Regions from separate parts of the Homo sapiens genome. Here region 2 is linked to region 1. The links are chromatin loops, found by intact Hi-C in ENCODE. Cell type or tissue: PC-9. All regions are shown on one strand. Links, peaks and the distances in the headings refer to the core of each region. The heading gives the core; the rest is flanking DNA.

Evidence for each region. A loop is a pair of places that touch in the nucleus more often than their neighbours do. Peaks named below come from ENCODE experiments on the same cell type or tissue, not always from the same donor. Only the 100,000 strongest peaks of a DNase experiment are listed, where the experiment ranks them.
Region 2: it touches region 1 in a loop (11-fold over the local background); 2 of 110 quality-filtered maps call a loop at or near these places.

What each region holds. Positions count from the first base shown.
Region 1 is chr18:9,876,124-9,878,945 of GRCh38, forward strand. No RefSeq gene overlaps it. Among named protein-coding and RNA genes, the nearest start is that of TXNDC2, 8.4 kb to the right of the region's middle. RefSeq lists a cis regulatory region at 786-1,603. In PC-9, for the core only: no CTCF peak of the experiment used is centred there; a DNase peak (open chromatin) is centred at 1,058; H3K4me3 peaks cover 1,500 bases; H3K27ac peaks cover 2,500 bases.
Region 2 is chr18:9,778,497-9,781,318 of GRCh38, forward strand. All of the region lies in intron 2 of RAB31 (RAB31, member RAS oncogene family), which reads left to right. Among named protein-coding and RNA genes, the nearest start is that of RAB31, 72 kb to the left of the region's middle. In PC-9, for the core only: no CTCF peak of the experiment used is centred there; a DNase peak (open chromatin) is centred at 1,305; H3K27ac peaks cover 1,478 bases.

The DNA of each region.
Region 1 (2,822 bases), core at 13-2,512:
TCAAATAAATAAATAAATAAATACCCATAATCCACACTGATATTAATATATAATCGAATTAATAAATTTTGGGGGGGAGGCAAATATTCCAAACAGAAGAATTCCAAATCATTTCTGTGGCTACTCCTCCCTCAAAGAAGTAGAGCATAATCTCCACCCTTGGGCATGGGCTGTGCATGGTGACTTCCTTCCAAAGGGTACATACTATAAGGAAACGGTAAAATTATTCACAGTAAAATCATTCACTCTGGAGAAACCTGACAAACACCACCTCAGCCAAGTGGTCAAGGTCAACATCATCAGTGATAAGCAATGTTTGATAGTATCAACCCTTGATATGTTTAATTTGTGATGAAGTTGATGAAAATGACACTTTCCCTCTGTGGTCTTCCTTCTAAAAACATGTAACCCTGGTCTAACCATGAGAAACGCACCAGACAAACCTCACTTGAGAGACATTTTTCAAAATATCTGACCAGTACTTCTGAAAACTGTCAAGACAATCAAAAAAGGAAAGTCTGAGAAGCTGTCACAGCTGAGAGAAGCCTAAGGAAACATGACAATGAAATATAACTTGGTATCCTGGATGGGGTCCTGGAAAAAAGAAAAAAAGGATGTTGGGGAAAAACTAATGGAATCCAAATAAAGTATGGGTTTTAGTGAATAGTAATATGTCAATGTTGGCTCCTTAGTTGTGACAAGCATACCATAGTAATCTAAGATGTTAACAGTGGAGAAAATTGGATGTGGGGTGTATGGGAACTCTGTACTATCCTTGAAACTTTTCTATGAACATATGTATTCTAAAATTAAAAGTTTATGTAAAAACGCATTATTATGCCCAAAGGGCTGCTTCTCTCTGGAGTAAAGATTGGAAGGAATGTCAGAGGTAAGGGACAGCCGCCTGTGTGCCCCAGTTAGTACTGTAACTAGGATAGAGAGCTTGGGGTTAAAACTGCCCCCGGAGAGTTAAAGAAACAATGACTAACAGAAATTCTTGGGCTTACAAGATAGCAGATAAGAAAAGAAACAAAGTTTAAACTGAAACTACGCCCCAAAGAGTAAGAAACCAATGACTAACAGAAATTCTTGAGTTTGCAGGATGGCAGATAAAAAGAAACCATTTGTTGAAATGCTGACACTCCCTCAGCTTGTGAGATTTCAAAACTGGCTGAAATCGGTTGGAACCAAAATGGCCAACTGGATTTTGCACAGAACAGGCTTGCTGATGTCACAGCCCATGTTTCCACCATGTGTTTCATACTAACTCCCCCTGAAATTTATACACGCAACTCATGAGGTGGCAGTTATCAAGAGATAACTGTGCATGTCCGAGGAGTTTCCAGACCTCCCCTTTCCTTCCACCAATTATCTACTAATCCCGGAATCCACCCCCTAATCCTTTCCTGATAAGATTACCGCCTTGAAGCCAGCACAGGGAGACAAATTTGAGCTGGGCTGGTCTCTTTGCTAGTTGACTTGCAATAAAAAGCTTTGCTTTTTCATAGTATTGCCTTCTAGTGCCTCAGACGTTACCCTTTTTTACTTGATAATAGGGTTAAGATTCTTTTACCTCCAAATCTTAATTTGGAGATATGATTTCTAGCAGGGCTCTTTTCTTACAAAATTCCACAAAATGCACCCACTTTGCATCTTACTGTGTTGATTAGTGGTGATCCATATTAAATTTCTGCCTCCCCATTGCCTATCCATTAGGCTAAATAACCAAGAGTCTGAATCTTTATAGGGAGCATATTTTTATTATTCCACAGTAAATTGGTGGGCACTGGAGTATATGTAGTACTAAAAAAAAAAAGCCCTTAATGTATAAACATGCTCTCTTTAACTCTCTGAGATGGTTGAATTTTTAATAAGGTAGCAAAAGGAGTGAATTGCAGACTAACTTCACTTTAAACTATTTCCTCGTATTAGAATTCTCATTGAATTAAATCCTCCAAAGTTTTAGTACTATAAATAATAGTACTAAAAAAATTATTATACAATAAAAATATTATTGCTATTACTATTATTACTGATTTGGGGCTGTAAAGGAGGCAGTCTCAGAATCAAAAGTTCAGAAGTTTATATTTAAATATATCACCAGGAGAAATCGGAAAAGAGAAAATGATAGATTTGACTACACAAAAATGGAAGCATCTATGTATTGTTCCCAAAATATCATCAATGAAATTAAAAGGGAAACTGAGAAAAAACTATGACAATGACTGGTAAAAGGAAATTATATATAAGTACATATGCTAAGAAAATTAATATATATGGATATGCCTTCCCTTCAAGAAATATTAAGCAAAGGCCATGATATAGCAATTTGTAAAGAAAGAAATGGAAATTGATGATAAATATTTTTAAAATTTCAATAAAGAAATGCAAATTGTTACTAATAACATACTAATGTTCAGTCAAGAAATGCAAATTGTTAATAATGACAACTTTTTTGTCCATCAATTGCACTTTAATACCTTGCTGATAGAACAGCTTTTCTTAAGAACATTTGGCAATATCTATCAAAAAGTCTCTGGAATGTCTGCTAATTGATCTAGGGATTCCATTTTTATAATTTTTCTAAGAAGAAAATTAGTATGTGGAAAGACTTCTTCATAAATAAGTTTATTACTACATTGTTTATAATAGTAAAGAATCAAAACCAACTTTTACCCACCAATAGAAAATTATTTAAATAAACTATAATTCATCCATTCGAAAGAACACTAATCAGCCATTAAAAATGGTTATATAGGTCAGGGGTTGGCAAACTATGGCCCATTGGTCAGCTGCCCTTTTTTGTAAATAAAGTTTTATTG
Region 2 (2,822 bases), core at 314-2,813, 97 kb before region 1:
GTCTTGCTCTGTCACCTAGGCTGGAGTGCAGTGGCAAGGTCTCAGCTCACTGCAACCTCCGCCTCCTGAGTTCAAGCGATTCTCCTGCCTCAGCCTCCCAAGTAGCTGGGATTACAGTTGCACGCCACCATGCCCAGCTAATTTTTGTATTTTTAGTAGGAACGGGGTTTCACCATGTTGGCCAGGCTGGTCTTGAACTCCTGACCTCAGGTGATCCACCCCCCTTGGCCTCCCAAAGTGCTGGGATTATAGGCGTGAGCCACTGTGCCCAGCCACACATATAACTTTTGACTCCCTCAGAATTTACCTGCTAATACCTGACCATTGACCTGAAGCCTTATGGAGAACATAGTCAATTCACAAATATTTTGTAAGTGATGTGTATTATATACTGTATTCTTACAATAAAGTAAGCTAGATAAAAGAAAATATTACTAAGAAAATCATAAGGAAGCGAAAATATATTTACTATTCATTAAGTGGAAATGGACCATCATAAAGGTCTTCATCCTCATTGTCTTCACATTGAGTAGGCTGAGGAGGAGCAGGAAGAGGAGGGGTTGGTTTTGCTGTCTTGAGCGTGGGAGAGGCAGAAGGGATCGAATTAGAAGTGGGCCCATGACATTCAAACCCATGTTCAAGGGTCAACGGTCTATGGAAACTCTCTGCACTTTCTTCTCAGTTTTTCCTGTAAACTAAAAGTGCTCTAAAAAACTGTTATTAGTTTAAAAATTATGTCTTAGTTTTTAAAATTATGAAAAAATTTATACTATGTAGAAATATATAAAATAAAAAGTGAAGTCAGAGGATTTTGCTAGCTCTTCAATCCCGTATTCTTCAATTTACATAACCAATATTTAGAGTCCAAAGTGCATGTTAAACATATTTCTTATAAGTACTTTCTGTGGACATGCAGGTATACAAGCTAAAAATGAAAACGTATCACACTTTACCTAACAAGCCACAACATACATTCCCAGTCCACTTAGGTCCTCCTTATTCTTTTTCACTGCTGGTTGCCAGCCTCTGGGAAACTGAGTCAGGCTGCCAAGTGATGACTGTTAACTTGTTATTAAGTTGCAGGCTGCAATTAGGGTATAATACAAGTATGCCCCGTGCAATATTTGGGACATGTGTATACTAAAAATTTATTAGTTCTTTATCTGAAATTCAAATTGAACTGGCATCCTGTATTTGTGTTTGCTGAAGGTCACAACCCTTACCTCACCCCTCCTTTGGGCTTAAGCCAAGCTGGTTGGGTTTCCGAGTCTTGCAACCAAAGGGACCTCAATAGAAGCAGGCAGTTGTGCAATAGGGCTTACACAGGTGACTCAACTTTAATTGTGACACAGACAAGATTAAAGTCTAATTGTTTTGATTATAAAAGTTCATGTTCGACTGGGCGTGGTGGCTCCTGCCTATAATCCCAGCACTGTGGGAGGCTGAGGCAGGTGGAACATTTGAGCCCAGGAGTTTGAGACTAGCCTGGGCAACAGGGCGAAACTTGGTCTCTACAAAAAAATACAAAAATTAACTGGGTGTAGTGGCATGTGCCTGGAGTCCTAGCTACTTGGGAGGCTGAGGTAGGAGGATCACCTGAGACCTGGAGGTTGAGGCTGCAGTGAGCCATGATTGTGCCACTCTACTCCAGCCAGGGCAACAGAGTGAAATACTGTTCCAAAAAAAAAAAAAAAAGTTCATGTTCACTCTAAAAAAAACCCAAAGAACACAGAATTCATGAAACTAGGAATCTTAGTGTACATACAGTTTTTTTTTACTCTGTGTTTTCTACTTAATATATTTTGAACATTTTTTACAGTGTCACATAATCTTCAAAAACATGTTGAAAGTATTTTTTCTGATTATAAAAGTATTATATACTCATCATAAACAACTGAAAATGAAAAAAACATGAGGAAAAATATTTTAAAAACCCATAATCTACCTCTTAGAGGTAATTACTGTAAACATTTTGTTATTTTCTTCCAGCCCTTTTCTTGTATAAGTGTGTGTATGCGTTATTTATTCAACATCATTTTGTGAATTTCATGCCATTAAATAGTCTTTAAAAACAATTTTTAATGGTTGTATTTTTCACTTCAGGCATTTAGGTTGTTTAAACACTTTTGTACTTTTATAAATAATGTTATGAGGCTAGACACGGTGGCTCACGCCTGTAATCCCAGCACTTTGGGAGGCCAAGGCAAATGGATCACCTGAAGTCGGGAGTTCAAGACCAGCCTGGCCAACATGGTGAAACCCCATCTCTACTAAAAATGCAAAATTAGCCAGGCATGGTGGTGCACGCCTGTAATCCCAGCTACCTTGGGAGGCTGAGGTAGGAGAATCGCTCGAACCCGGGAGGCAAAGGTTGCAGTGAGACGAGATTGTGCCACTGCACTCTAGCCTGGGTGACAGACAGAGTGAGACTCTTGTCTCAAAAAACAAAACAAAACAGAACAAAACAAAACATAAATAAATAATGTTATGATGTACCTCGTTGGGCATAGATACCCATGTATACTGCTGATTATTTCTTTAGGTTAAACTCTTAGCAATGGAATAATTTAGTCCAAGAATAAAAATCTATTTAAGGCTCTCAATGGATATTACCAAATTGTTTTTCGGAAAGGTTATCTCTGTACCAGCTTTAGGTATTTTTTTTTGTACAATTTTTAACTTTATAAAATTGTAAAAGTTTGTATGATTTTGAATTCTATTCTTTTCCTCTAACTTCAAATGTTCGCATTTTCTCGTAGCTTAATGTTTCTTTGTTAAAACAATTTTACATGATGGCAGCATGGTATTGTGTGCTGTTCTTT